Regions from separate parts of the Homo sapiens genome. Here region 1 is linked to region 2. The links are chromatin loops, found by intact Hi-C in ENCODE. Cell type or tissue: PC-9. All regions are shown on one strand.

Evidence for each region. Hi-C counts contacts between places; a loop is a spot of excess contacts. Peaks named below come from ENCODE experiments on the same cell type or tissue, not always from the same donor. Only the 100,000 strongest peaks of a DNase experiment are listed, where the experiment ranks them.
Region 1: it touches region 2 in a loop (18-fold over the local background); 30 of 110 quality-filtered maps call a loop at or near these places.

What each region holds. Positions count from the first base shown.
Region 1 is chr6:118,773,044-118,781,043 of GRCh38, reverse strand. No RefSeq gene overlaps it. Among named protein-coding and RNA genes, the nearest start is that of ASF1A, 120 kb to the left of the region's middle. In PC-9, a CTCF peak has its summit at 4,311 (motif pointing right); DNase peaks (open chromatin) are centred at 163 and 4,053; H3K4me3 peaks cover 385 bases; H3K27ac peaks cover 1,328 bases.
Region 2 is chr6:118,561,652-118,569,651 of GRCh38, reverse strand. CEP85L (centrosomal protein 85L) reads left to right here. Exons shown (of 13, transcript NM_001042475.3): 3 at 3,336-4,123. PLN (phospholamban) reads right to left here. Exons shown (of 2, transcript NM_002667.5): 2 at 7,936-8,000. LOC107986524 (a long non-coding RNA gene) reads right to left here and starts at 3,970. Exons shown (of 5, transcript XR_002956384.2): 1 at 3,882-3,970; 2 at 1,581-1,656. In PC-9, a CTCF peak has its summit at 4,152 (motif pointing left); a DNase peak (open chromatin) is centred at 4,151.

The DNA of each region.
Region 1 (8,000 bases), 210 kb before region 2:
TCTGAAAGATGACTGTGAGTTAAGATCAGGATGGGGGTGAAGTGGCACAGAACGCTGAGCAAGAAGCACCAGAATTTTCCTCTGGGGTTATGGGAAGGGAAAGCTGGGAATCCGTGTGCATTCATCATTGTCCTGATGTATTGTTCATAGGAATCTAGTCATTCCCCACCCCGAGGCTAGAGAGGCCAAGGGAAACTTTAGCTATACCAAATTGTGAAATTGAAATTTGTATTTAGTTCCCTAGCTTCCCTTTTTTGCAAATTTTCCCACCATTCAATGACTTATACGTTTTAAAAACACTTAAGGAATGCCTTCTATCTGCTCGTAGTTCAGAAAGAAAGAAATATTCTAGAGAGCTAGACAGACAAGTAAACAAATAATTACATGAGTATAATAAACACTATAATAGAGTTGTAAGAGTATAATATAAAACAATGATTATTTTGCACTTCCCCCTTCCCAGAATCTAGTGGCCTAAACAAGAAAGCAGTTTGTTTCTCTTTTATGTAACGGTTCAAGTGTAAGTAGCCAAGGGATGCTATGGTGGTTCCACGGTGATGGGGATCCAGGTTCCTTCTGTCTTGTTGCCCATTCATCCCTTAGGGTGTTCTGCACAAATAACTCACCACCACATCTGCTGGGTCTGTATGCCAACTAGCAAGGGAGTAGGGGGAGAGAGAAAGGTACTTCCTTTAAGGAAGTAGCCTGGAACTTCAATTCTGCTCATAGAATATATCATTTAATCACATCTAGCTGCCAGGGAGGCTGGGAAATGTGGTCTTTAGCTGGATGGCCATGTGCCACCAAAAGCTTGTGTTTTGTATTTACTAAATGAAGAAGGGGAGGATGGATTTTGGGAATAACTCATAGTCTCTGCTACAAATTACAGCTAATTCAATATTCCCCAAGATTATGTTGGCCAAAAAATAATTTGTTCTCAGTAGGAATGGCTTTTAACCCTACAGTTTCCCCTACATCTCAGAACGCGACCGCGAGATGTAGCTGAAATCTGGAAAAGCTACAGAACACTCAAAGGGGAAGTAAAAGACAGATCCTTCTGGTACAGGCAGTATAAGGCTTTTGCTAAACAATTCAAGGATCTAAGCTAAGGAATCTGGGTGGCAAACAGCATTTGGCTTTCCTCCTAACACATGTGTTCCACCTATTCATGATGAAAAAGGAGAGAGTACCTAGAACTACTCAAAGTTTGAGATTTATCAGCATGTAGCATCTGCTCCCATCTATTTCCATCCAGGTGCTGCACACCAACTTTAGTGGTTCCTCACAGTCCCCACAAAATTGCTCTTCATCTTACACTTCACAGTCAACCTCAACAACGCTCCAACAACCTTGTAGAAGAAGTACCAAAACTTCCACAAGGTTGAATGCCTAGAGTAGTGGGAAGGGTATGAACAAGAGGGGTGTTTGCAAAGCTTACCTTCCCGTTAAGAAGGATGCACGCTAGATGGGTCAGATGCTGCCATTTTGATACAGACTTTGAGGTAGCTATTTTGACCAGACTAAAACCAAACCACTGGATTTTTATTTTCCCAAATAAAAACTGCTTTAATATTTTTATCTGATAACAAAACTAACAAATACCCACTTTGAAAGAACCTGACAGTGCCAGAAATTTTGCACCGGTGCCTAAATAAAATAAAATAAAAGCCATCCAATACAAAATACTTGATGGGTATTTTTCCCCCAGAATTGTTCATTGCATAGGCATAAAAATTGCTGGTTGGATTTTCTGGGAAACAGATTCTGAGACAGAGTTTGCTGTATAGCATCTCGTTGAAGAATTGTCCTTGGGGTTAACACCTATGGAAAGAAGAGAAATAAAACAAAATTGGATGGAGCGAGAACTCCAGCTAATCATAGGCGTGACAACAGACTTAGCCTTCCCCACGAGGACTGTACAGTGTAAATGGCGCATCAGAGTTGTTCTGTGTTGGGCTGAAGTGGCCTGGCCTTATACTCCTACCTCCATCAGGATGTGCCCACCCTACCTGCTCAGGAGAGGTGACTCTGCAGCTGAGGCAGTCCTTGAAGGGACAGCTAGGGCAAAATGTCCTTCTTTGAAGGGAGATCTGGGTATGTTTCATCTACCCTACCCTCCATGCACGCACACACACGCACACACATACACGCCATATATATAGCTTTAAACAAAAATATGATCATATTATCTATGCTCTTATGACACTGACATTTTTTGCTTAGCAACATAGTGTAAACATTTTCCCATGACCCAAAATATACATCCCATTCATTTTTAATTACTGCAGATATTCTATTGAGTTGTACAATACTTCATCAAATACCTGTTGATGGGCATCTGAGAACCTTCCTAATTTTTGTCTCTACAAATAACTTGATCATGAACATACTAATGTTTGTATCTTTTCACACATGTGTAATTATTGCCATAAAATAATTCCCCCAAGTGGAATTGCTGAGCCAAAAGGTTTGCATTTTTACATTTTGAGGTATAATGCTAAATTACCTCCCAGAAAGCTGCACCAGCCTACCAGAGCACTGAGGGTAAGCCACATCAATCTTTTTTTTTTTTTTTTTTTTTTTTTTTTGAGACAGAGCCTCGTTCTGTCACCCAGGCTGGAGTGCAGTGGCGCAATCTTGGCTCACTGCAACCTTCACTTCCTGGGTTCAAGCGATTCTCCTGCCTCAGCCTCCCAAGTAGCTGAGATTACAGGCATGCACCACCATGCCCGGCTAATTTTTGTATTTTTAGTAGAGACGGGGTTTCAGCATGTTGGCCAGGCTGGTGTCAAACTCCTGACCTCAAGTGATTCACCCACCTTGCCTTCCCAAAGTACTGGGATTACAGGTGTGAGCCACTGCACCCGGCCCACATTGTTTTCTTAATAGCATTCATTAATGAGATGTTAGGTTAAAGCTGTTTCATATCTTGACAGATTGTAATTTTTCATTTATTTTTCCCTTTGTGAATTATCTCTACTCACCCTTTGCACATTTTTCTCTGGTTTGCAAGTATCTGTTATATTGAGGTTAATAAATCTGTCTGGTATATATGATACAGTATTATTTCCTAATGCATAGTTTGTGTCTTAATTTTTTCTTTTTCTTTTCTTTTATCTATTATTTTTTGAAAAAAATCCATTAAATCCATCTCTTGTCTCTTTTAGAGATTCTGGTTTAGATGTTACTCCTTACCAGTTTCTCTCTACCCTTAGTTTATAGAGATATTCATCTGAGTTTTCTTCTGGTACTTTTATAAATCCTCACTTTCACATTTTCTGTTAGTAAACAGTGTAAAAAATAGACATTCTCTCATCAGTGCACTTCTTAATCTCATCTAGTTCTCAAACCACACTGAGTTACCTGTTACTGAGAAAAGTAATAAATAAAACATTGGTTTTACATTTCAAAATGGTCATTTTGATGGAATTGCATCTAGTTGGCTGCTTTAATAGTCTTACTCCGTCAGAAATGCCCCTAAATACCTGCCATGGGAGGCTGAGTTGGGAGGGGGTTTCTTTCAGCCTCTAGCATGCTAACCTCAGGCAACCCACTGAGGTGTGAGCTAAGGGCACACCTGTGTGCAAAATGAAGTTCCAAAAGTCAGCACCTCTTCTAGGCATTCTTCCTGCTCACCCCTACCTTACCCCACAGTTTCCTTTCCTCCCACACAATTGCTGGCTACAGGTTTCCTGGCTCTGTACCAAGATGTCTCTAGGGGTTATCCACTCTGCTTTTCCCTCCTGGCTTAAAAAAAAAATAACTTTACTGAGGTATAATTTACATACCATACCATAAAATTCACGCCTTTAAAATCCATACTGCAGTGATGTTTTACAAAATTTACTCAGTTGTGCAACAGGTACAGTCTGGTTTTAGAACATTTTTGTCACCGCAATAAAGTCCTTCATGCCCATTTACAGTTAATCCCCATGCCCTCCCCAGCCCCAGGCAATCACTGATCTACCTTCTATAGAGTTACCTTTTCTGGGCATATCAGATAAATGGAATCATATACTCCTCTAGTTTTGACACTGCCTCTTATCTCCAGTGAGAAATTCCAGATTCGGCGTCAGCTCTGTGGAAACTGACCTGCCAACCAAATGCAGGTTCACATAGCTAATAGATGAGAGCTCTGACTCAAGTCCAGTTCTTGTGGTTCCAAATTCTTTTCAGTCCTTCCCACATTCCTGATCTGGCTACATTTTCAATGTTGTATGGAAAAGTTGGTGATGGCCCTTTAAAATAAGTCGCAAAGATTACTGGCCTTTTGATACACATGGGCACTGATTTCATGACTCTTTTCAGCCACCAGAGGGTGCCCCAAAGATCTATCTTTGAATTGGCTTTTGCTTGTTACTGTTAGACATCTAAGAAAGAGAATGTGAGTTGTCACCTGATTCTGGGTGAGTTTTTTTCCAAAATACTTTTCCTCTCTGAGTAATTGCAAATAGCAATGGAGAATAAAAACTAGAAACTGTTTTTTTGTGCACATTGAAAGGTTTTTTTTAGGCTTTTAAGAGAGAGATTTTTTTAAAATATAATAAAAAGGGAAAATACAGACGATTTAAGAAACTGGTGAAGAGTTCTTAAATTATGGCAATCCAGCATGACAGATATCAATTAACCAAAATATTAAGGTGTTTTTGCTAATCTTTTGCATATTTACATAACTAAGTCAATCCTTTGAGGGAGAAGGGAAATGGAAACATATTTTTAAATTAAGTTACCCAAATCCAGTATCTGCATAGCTAGAATTAACTGGATAAAAATTCAGTATGACAACTGAATTTATCTTTTGAAAAATAATTTTAAGGCCCGGCATGGTGGCTCATGCCTGTAATCCTAGCACTTTGGGAGGCCAAGGCAAGTGGATCACCTGAGGTCAGGAGTTCAAGACCAGCCTGGCCAACATGGTAAAACACCATCTCTACTAAAAATACAAAAAAAAAAAAAAAAAAAAAAAAAAAAAAATTAGCCGAGCATGGTGGCATATGCCTGTAATCCCAGCTACTTGGGAGGCTGAGGCAGGAGAATTGCTTGAACCTGGGAGATGGAGGTTGCAGTGAGCCAAGATTGTGCCACTGCACTCCAGCCTGGGCGACAGAGCAAGACTCTGTCTCAAAAACAAAACAAAACAAAACAAAACAAAACAAAAAAACCAACAACAACAAAAGAAAAATAATTTTGTTGTGATGTTTTTGCAGCTATCTGTACTAAAAGTGGCTGAATTCATTTGTCAATTTTGACTTTAAGAAGCGCTTAGCATTGCAGTCTCCAGGATCCAGAGGGCAGATGTATCTCTTGACCTCCTCCAACTGAGCATCTCCTTCATTTTCTTTATTCTGGATGGATGGATGGGTGGTTGAATGGACAGAGGCTGCTCAGCAGGCAGGATGACAGCTCCAGGGAGCATATTCAGAAGAACTTGATGATGAACTCTACTAAGGACCACACCTGCCACTTGTCCGTCACTGGGTAGTGACATATGTCTGGTAGTGCTATATTCCCTTCAAGGACTGTATGATCCCCAGAAATGGCTGCAGCTGTAGAAGCAGTATTAGACCCAAGTCACAAGGCATGGGTTTCAGGGCTGGATCTTCCCATACCTTGCGATGTGTCACTTAACCCTTATGTATCTTCTCATTTCTAAAAATCTATAAAATGGCAATGATAATAATATTTGCCCTAATTATCCTCTTACAGGGATATTTCAAGGATGAAATGGAATAATAATGGATAATAATGGAAAATAATGGATAATACTAGACAAATACAAAGTACAATTATTATAGCACTGTGCCTATGTGAGAAAGACAGAAAAAGAGGCAGAGGTAAATACTCAAAGACAGAGGAAAGAGAGAAGAAAGAAGCTTGGAGAGTGAGAGGGAGAGAAGACAATCTCCATTCCAAAGGCACGATTCTTCCTGCAATCATGCTAAGGTATAAAAGGTCATCTTTCCTCATTTTTATACAGTCACCCCCTCTGAAGAATAGCAAATAATCCATTCTAGTCTCAGGAGATTATTGTACTAATATTATTCAAACATCAGAACCTTTAAAATGTGTTTATGCTTTTCCGTGAGGATTAGTTGCTTTTAAAATATAAATGTCCCAACAAATCCCAGGATTGGATAGTGCCAGTTAAAAATCTCACATTGACTGGGATGGAAAGGCCAAGAATTGACTCACCAGGAGTGGGAAAGTGTGACTTTTACCCCTACCCTTCACTTGACAAGTAAGTCATTCTTGAAAACTCTGCTCCTAAGTGAAACATTGCTCAATGGCAGCTGTTTCCATTATTTTTAATGGGAAAAGTTCCTGTGTGTTCCACTCCATGTAGTCAGCTCCCTAGGTGCTGAGTGTTTTCCTGAGAGACACTTGCTTCCTCCATTTATGGCATTTACAACATATGATGAGATGCATCAACACTTGGGCTGGAAACTGGATTTACGGATGCTGTTGAAAAGGGTAGATGACACTGAAAGGAAGATGTGTAGAGCTTCCAAAAATAGCAAACCTTCAAGTACTGTCCAAGCATCAAATTCTATGCAATTAATTAATAGGCTAATGAGGAAGCACAGCATTCTGGTCACATGGGTAAGGTCCCTGCAGTCTCTGGAAGGCAGCATTTTTATTATGGGCTTCCATTCCAAATGGCAAGTGATCAAGACTCGGGCCGTCGGATACCCCCTGCCTAGAAGTCTGTTTAAACTGATGAAACCATAATGTCAAAATGTTACTTTAAAAAATTGTGGTAAAATATGCATAGCATAAAATTTACCATTTTGATCATTTTTAAGAGTGTAGTTCATGAGCATTAAGTGAATTCCCAGTGTTGTGTAACCATCACCACTATCCATTTCCAGAATGTTTTCATTATCTCAATCAGAAACTTTTTAGCTGTTAAATAATAACACCCGATTACCCCAACATGCAACCCCTGGTAACCATACAATACCACCTTTATAAATGTATTCATTTAGTGTGTCCTGGCATGAGAAAGTCACCATACGAAAAGGAAAAGTGGCAGAGTTGTTATATGAAAAATAGTAAAACTCTGCAAGAGTTGTTCTAGTGAAAATCATAAACCTGTCTGTCTTGTCTTAACACGGTGAGCATCAGAATTGCGCAGCGATCTGGAGTGCTCCGATGCACTGGGAGCAAGATGTGTTTGCTGAGCGCACAAAAGCTCCCACATGAGTGGTGGCTGTATTGGACAAAGTGAGAATGTTGAGGAATCCCCTATGAACCCAGAAGGAGCCCAGGCAAGCTGGGAGGTGTAGGGGCCTGTCTGGGGTCAGGAACAGGGGCTCAGAAGGAGCCCAGGCAAGCTGGGAGGTGTAGGGGCCTGTCTGGGGTCAGGAGCAGGGGCTCAGAAGGAGTCCAGGCAAGCTGGGAGGTGTAGGGGCCTGTCTGGGGTCAGGAGCAGGGGCTCAGAAGGAGCCCAGGCAAGCTGGGAGGTGTGGGGGCCTGTCTGGGGTCAGGAGCAGGGGCAAGGCCATGCTCCCAACCAAAAAATGTATGGCAATCATCATCTGAACTCTGAACATTATTCCAAAGGAAAACATTTAATTAGTACCCAAAGGGACATTTTTCTGTAATTTGAAACACCTACCCAATGATCCCTTGAATAAAATTCAATCTTTAGATACATACTTTAAAAAAAGCATATATAGAAAACACTGTAATGAACATATTAATTAATAGTAATAATGATCTATGTTTAATTGGGCTGACAAAGTCTCTTCTTTTATACTTTATTTACAACCTTAGACTCCTACTCAAACTGACCCCTTTTAGGAGCCTGCTTTTTCTAAAAGCACAAGAATTTAGTGGTGAAGGAAATACACGTATTAAAGGCTTTCTAGGATTCTCTGCCTCAAGGTGTTTTGCTAATGTGTACCAGAACATTCTTGAAAGGAGAAAAAGAAAAGAGAAAGGAATTCTTTGTAAAGAGAAGAATCTGCCTTTGGGCACTTTTAGCACAATTATCTATT
Region 2 (8,000 bases):
TGTATTTTATGTGTTTTGATTTAATTCTCACTGTTGTCATCTCCATTGTATGGAGGAGGTAACTAACTATTAAATAACATGTTTGAGCATGCATAACTACTGAGTGATAGAGCCAGAATTTGAATCTAAAAAGGCTGTATGTTTTTTATTTTTTTATTTTTATTTATTTATTTTTTTGAATATATATTTTTATTATACTTTAAGTTCTAGGGTACATATGCACAACGTGCAGGTTTGTTACATATGTATACATGTGCCATGAAAAGGCTGTATATTTTACTCCTTTTTTTTTTTTTTTTTTTTTTTTTTTGAGACAGAGTCTAGCCTTGTCACCCAGGCTGGAGTACAGTGGCACAATCTCTGCTTACTGCAGCCTCCGCCTCACAGGTTCAAGCCATTCTCCTGCCACAGCCTCTTGTGTAGCTGGGATTACAGGCGCCTGCCACCACACCTGGCTAAGTTTTGTATTTTTAGTAGAGATGGAGTTTCATTATTGTTGGTGAAGGTGGTCTTGAACTCCTGACCTCAAGTAATCCGCCTGCCTTGGCCTCCCAAATTGCTGGAATTACAGGTGTGAGCCACTGCCCCCAGCCCTATATTTTACTCTATATAATAGTTTTGAAATTAAAACTGTTATACTTAACCTTTGGTCTGTATTTTTACCTGCAACTTGATACAAGACTAATTTTTTATTTTTTTTAATTTAAAGATATCTTTTAGAGGCTATGATGATTTTAGTATAACTACTCCTTTAGTAATATTAATACAAATATATGTAAAATATATATAATGCTATAATATGTGAATACAAATATTCCATAAACTTTTGGGGACGTCTGTCCTGTTTCTATTTAGAACCAACCCTCAGTAGCATATTCCCCTTTATTTTCTTGTTCTCCTGATTACCAGAATAGTCTGTTAATCACTGTGTTTGCCAGTTGTTTTGCTTTAATCCATTGGCAACTCTGCTGTCAGAATAATCAGTCATCTTAAGTACAATTTTTTTGATCATATCATTCACTCCTTTGTTTGGAAGCTCAGTGATACCACATTTCATGCTGAATGAAGGCCAGGCTCTTTACTTAGCAGAGCGTTTGAAGATGTGTATAATTCTGCTTCACCTTTACCTATCAAGAGTTACCTTGACAACTTTTCTTGGCACTTTAACTCCATACTGTAGATACATGGATTTATTTTTCTTGTTATACAGCCACATTCTTTTGGCTTCATGATTGGACGATTCAGTGTTTTCAGTCAGCAGAAGTTGTTTACTGGCTGGTTGAGCACATAGGAAATTTACTTAAATATATTTGGTGCTTCACAGAATTTTTAGGAAGGCTGGAGAGCCAGGCTTAAGGATAAGCTTCCAAGTAATATGCCTCAAATCATATATGAGAACTGTCAGTCTTCCACCACTAAGCTGTCTAGCTGCTGCCAGTTCTGGGATAGGAATTTTGATTCTGCAGCCACTACGGGGCCACGTCTGTCACTGCTGTTGTGGAAAGGTGATGCCTCTGCTGTTGCCTGTATCACCCAAAAATGGTAGCTCCACACCGAGTCCATTTTATCATGTGACTTACTTCCAAAACTGCAATCTTGTGCTGCTGCCTCTGAATGTCTGCATCATAGTTTCAGGGTGTACTGGGATTTTGAGGTCTGAAATATATTTTGGGAGGGTTGGAGTCAGTAATGTGAGAATTTTCCTAAATGCAGGAAGTTTCTTCAGAAGCTGATAGGCAGTCTTGAATATGATAACTATCCACTACAATACTTCTGTTTATATTCCTTCATTTGTAATGTTTTTCCCTTTTCATGTCCAAGTTAACACATTCTGTGCAAAGACCCACTGGAATTTTATTTTTTGAATAGTCTACCTGGCTCGTTTTAATCTGAATTTTCTTACAACTTTATCAACATAACTTTTTCCATAAGACAATGTAAGAGAATACAAGTAATAAGTATCTTCTGGTATAAGAGTCAAACAGTGTGGGGAGATACAGAATAAATTGCAAAGGTCTCCATCGCTTACTTCCTCCCCACACACCAATTTAAATTGCTACCCCCTTTCTAGATATCCCTTGATTACAAAATTATAGTCTTTGGTTTTAATTTGATATATATGATGATAACATGGCACTTGATGGTAAATTTATTGAGTATTTAAGCCATTATTTATCTTTCAGCCTTTCATTTAGTCTGCTAAAACTATTCATTTGTATAGAAGAGTATGATGTGAGGGCCTGACCTAAAGTAATAGAAACTCAACTATTTTGGAGGTAAAAATGTACAACTTGGGGATTTAATAAATATAGAGAGAAAGGAATAAAAGTAGACTCTAAGGTTCTAGCTTGGGGTGAATATGGATATATATATATATATATATATATATATATATATATATACACACACACACACACACACACACACACACACACACACACATACATATATATTCATACATATATGTACACACATATATATATGCCATTAAATGAGACTGGAAGTGAACCCTTTGGGACTATTTTTCATTATTGCAGGAGCACCTTTACTCATATTTCTCATTTGAATTAGAGTTTGGGGAGGTTCTAAAATGTTTAGATCTGGCATAGATTTTCACAGTTCAGGAAAGACACTGAAAAATACCATTTTTCTGACAAAGTTGTGTCTGAGACTTCATTGCTGGATTATGAATAACACCTCTCAGTAAGGAGTTGGATTTTTCCTTTTAAAGGTACAATACTTTAATTAGGGTAAATATAAACCTATTTTAAATCACTTTTCACCTGTAAGTACAGTAGATGGTGAAAGGCCATATACTCTATTAGGTATCCATATTTAGAAAATCCAATCTGAAACTATGTTGACTTGTTTCAGATAAAAGGATAATAATAATTTACTCATTTTGAGGACGTCTTTTTGAAAAGCTTGTGCTGGGCTGGGCACAGTGGCTCATGCCTGTAATCCCAGCACTTTGGGAGGCTGAGGCAGGCAGATCACCTTAAGTCAGGAGTTCGAGACCAGCCTGCCCAACATGGCAAAGCCCCGTCTCTACTAAAAATACAAAAAATTAGTCGGGCGTGCTGGCAGGCGCCTGGAATCCCTGCTACTCGGGAGGCTGAGGCAGGAGAGTCACTTGAACCCAGGAGGCAGAGATTGCGGTGAGCCGAGATCTTGCCACTGCACTCCAGCCTAGGCAACAAGCTAAAACTACGTCTCAAAAAAAAAAGCTTGTGCTATGAAACCATGTTCAGATATTTCTTTTGGCATATTGCATTTTACCTCATTCTCTTTTGTCTGTTAATTGTAACTAATTTGACCATCTTTTTTCTTTCCAGATCATTCAACTTCAAGTGGCACATTATCTTTTAAGCCTAGTCAATCATTGATTACTCTTCCTACTGCCCATGTGATGCCGTCTAATTCCAGCGCTTCAATTTCCAAACTTAGGGAATCATTGACACCAGATGGCTCAAAATGGAGTACAAGCCTCATGCAAACATTGGGAAACCACAGTAGGGGGGAGCAGGACTCTTCCCTAGACATGAAGGACTTCCGGCCACTTCGGAAATGGTCATCTTTATCCAAACTCACTGCCCCGGATAACTGTGGCCAGGGTGGCACTGTATGCAGAGAAGAGTCAAGGAATGGTTTGGAGAAGATAGGGAAGGCTAAGGCTTTAACATCACAACTGAGGACAATTGGGCCTAGCTGTTTACATGATAGTATGGAGATGCTTAGGTTAGAGGACAAGGAAATAAATAAAAAACGGTCATCAACTCTGGACTGCAAGTATAAATTTGAGAGCTGTAGCAAGGAGGACTTTAGAGCCTCTTCCTCTACTCTTAGGAGACAGCCTGTAGACATGACATATAGTGCCTTACCTGAAAGCAAGCCCATTATGACAAGCTCAGAGGCTTTTGAACCTCCAAAATATTTAATGCTTGGTCAACAGGCAGTAGGTGGAGTTCCCATTCAGCCTTCCGTAAGGACTCAGATGTGGCTTACAGAGCAGCTGCGGACAAATCCTTTGGAAGGTAGAAATACAGAGGATTCTTACAGTTTAGCTCCTTGGCAACAGCAGCAAATTGAAGACTTTCGACAAGGAAGTGAAACACCAATGCAGGTAAGGTGCAAAATCTAGTGTTTGCTTCCCTCCAGTGGATGTTATGAGTACAGTAGCACACTTACAGTAAGCATATAACAAGTGTTCACAGATTGTTTTGCATTTCCTTTTCCCTGCAAGTTAATAGGCAGAAATGTTACAAACCGAAAAGTGTTGTTGATAAACTTGCAAAGCATTTGAGACTAATTAACATGAAAATCTGAAAACCTTGTACCTAGCTTGTTCTTTCCTTTTCATTTGTTAAATGGGCATAAAAATAAAGCAAAACATACTCAATCTAAATAAACTTGGAAACAGAAACAAAAAAGCTAGCATAGGTATAATAGAAAGAGCATCAACTTGGCTATACAAGGTCTTAGATTTTGTGTCTGGTTCTGTTAGATTTAGAACGTGGATGACTTTTTCACTTAATTTCTCTGGGCCTCAGTTTCTTCATCTGTACAATGAGAAGGTGGAACTACAGTCATTTGTAAAGTTTTGGTGATACATGATGTTATTTAGGTTTATAAATCAGATGTACTTTTTTTTAAAAAAAATTATGTGTCAAGGCATTCATTAATCAGCTTATAGAAAGTGCTTTATGATGATATCATATATAAAGAAAAATAGTATACAGCCCCCAGTTGGTCTAGGGAATAGCATGTAAATGTGTAAATTTCTTAATCTGGGAATGTTTCTATTCCAAGACAATTTTCTGTAGCTTGTTTTAACAAGGAAACTAATTTTCTGATATAAGTCCTGTCATCTGTTTTTTATCATCAGAATTTTCTGAAACAAATTAATTCTATAAAAAATTGCAAATTTTCCCTAGAGTAAAAATGTAAAATTGGTATTCATTACTACTACTAATAAAAACAAATAGAATAAATGAACATAGGCTATGAAAGGATAAGGAAATCACTTGTCCAGGAACCTCACAAATATGAGTATGATCTCAAAACATAGAACCCTAACATACTACATTCATAGGAGAACCCTTAACATGTCGCATGTACCTTTATTCTTATTTTAGATACAGTTCTTATAATTTTGATTATGTATTTAAACAACACAATCAAAACAGAAGAATCATTATGATTGAATTAGAAATTTGTGATTTATCCATTCAAGTGATGAAAAATAGGAAACCTAATTTTTCAAATACTGTCAAGTTTTAGTTTTCAAATGTTTGTCATTATAGGAAAACAGAGATCCAGGCAGTTGTTTCTCCAGCTGGTGTCTTTACACAGAATTGGAGCTGTCCAGTGGGGCTGAGTATGCTATTCCAAACTAGAGTAGGTGTGATAGAGATAATTGGGCAAATTTCAAGGAGTAAATACTGATTCATGCTTTTTATTCTGCTTGGACAAATCTCTGGTTTAAACAAGGTGTTTTTCTTAGCCTCAAAGCAATGCAGAGGAGGGTAGGGAGGTTGGGGACACACTGTTGAGATAAATTTGTTTTTAAATCTTCTTTCTAGTGCATAGTAGAGAGAGAAGGCAACTAAAGAGCAAAATTTGCATATACCCTGGAAAGCCCTACTTCTTGATTAACTTTATTTGGGATGGTCTCTTTATAGCGCTTTTAAGTTTTGGAGTAGAAAGATGAATTCAGGTAAAGAAAACTAGACAAACTAAGTTGTAATCATTAAATGACTGCTTCCCTTCTAATTTCCTCCTTAGAAAACTACAGAAAAAAGTTGTTAAATACCTTCTTGGAGCCTCCAAGTAGTATTATCTTTATTTTAAAAGCTTTCATCATAGTTGTTTCTTAAAAGCCTCTTTGAAACATTGACTTCTGGCCAGGCACTGTAGCGCACGCCTGTAATCCCAGCAATTTGGGAGGCCAAGGCAGGAGAATTGCCTGAGTCCAGGAGTTTGAGACTAGCCTGGGCAACATGGCCAGACCCCGTCTCTAAAAAGGAAAAAAGATAAAAATCATAGAAACACTGATTTTCTTTTAGTCTAATTTTTACATAAAGAGAAGAACCTTAATAAGGACCAGGCCGTCTGATAAATTGTGATTTGCAAGCACAACTCCTAAACACTCACCATGAAAAAACAATATTTTTACAACTAAGAAAAGGAATTTGGCTGAAAGTCATAATCTAATAAAACCTTAGATTTATATGTTATAGAATTCTGTAGCTTTCACAGTATTTTATCTCATTTGATTCTCACAGCTCCCCACTCCCCAGGTTAATTTGTAACATTGAAGGTTTGCTCTTCCTAGGACTTAGTCCAGAATAATTATTGAGCCAGACACACATTCTTATGTGTGTGTTGTTCCTTGATTTCCATGGTTTTCTGCTAAATCATCAAGAGTGCAGGAGTGTAGTACTCTGAATCATTTTCCTTTGTGAATGAAAAGAAGCCATTATGCCCTCAGATGGTTTATGACAGAAGGCTCCATGTGTAATGCCTACTGCTAGTCTTTGACTCTTTCCTCGGTAGTACATCACACTTATGCTACCCACCCCCTGCAACCCCTAAGCTGCCTGACTCTATAGGGACTATGACAGAGGAGGAAAAACAGTCTGGTCTTTTTGGGAAGACTCCTTCCCTTTCCATGGCCCCCTTGAGTTCCTTTTCTTGGGGAAGGTAGGGTGGAAGGGATGGAGGATAAACACTTCTACACGTAACGGCAGTATCCATTTGGATTCCTGTAAGCCCACGATGGATCTCCCAGACAGTAGTGAAATAATAGTAGCCTCTTTATTGATGAAGTTGTTTATCCTTTTTTCCCTAGGATGTTTCTGAACTTCAGGTGGCAGTCATTAAAAAGATGAAATTTTGTGCCTATTTAGTCATAAGGGTGTTTGAACAGTTATGGTATTGGCACCTATACATATTTTACTGGAGATTTTCCCTTGTATAAACAAAAAATTTGGACCAAGCATGGTAGCTCACCCCTGTAATCCCAACACTTTGGGAGGCTGATGGGGGGTGGATAGCTTGAGGATAGGAGTTTGGGACCAGCCTGGGCAATGAGACCCCATCTCTACAAAAAATAAAAAGAATTAGCCATATATGGTGATGTGCCCCTGTAGTGCCAGCTACTTGGGAACCAAGGTTGGAGAATCCTTTGCACCCCAAGAGTTCAAGGCTGCAGTGTGCAATGATCATGTGACTGCATTCCAGCCTGCATGACAGAGTAACACCCTGTCTCTTGATTTAAAAAAAAAAAATTGATAAAATGAGTTAAAGTAAAATGACTTGTTTTTTGTCTAACATGAAATAATAATGAAAAAGTTTTATTTATAACTTGAGAGTGTTTAAAGTATTCTGTTACGTCCTGTGAACAGAAAGTTTTCTTATTTTTATTCTTATTTTTGTACCCTGTTCTGGCTTTAATTTTTTAACTGTTTGAGATAATTTATATATTCAAAGATGTGAACACTATGACACTCCCTATATTAGGATATGACACATTCATTAGGTAGTTAAAGAGGACTTTTATATACCTGTTTTAATGAATAAAATTAGTAATGTGTTTCACTTTTTTCATCTGTCAAGTTTTCTATGTAATATTAGCATAAAATTTCTGGACATTTTGAAGTGTGCTGTTACTTAGCAGAAGAGCAGATCTTTTCTGAAAATTTATTATAGTCCTACTTTGCCAGAAGTCTCAAAAATAATCAAAAGATAAATAATCGCTATGTAGTAGCAATTTGTTATCTTATATACGTCTGCCCTCTTGTGTGTCTGGACTTGGGCGTCTTGATTTTGTTTTATTTGGGGAAAGTCACCAAAAAAACCCCTATAAAATTAAAACTATAATTAGAGCGTTTTATCGTTAGTATCAATTGTAAGTGTATTATAGAGCAGCCCCACTGAGTTTTCAAGAACATTCATTTTAATATAGTGATTCTGATTTGCATTAAACAAATATATATTCT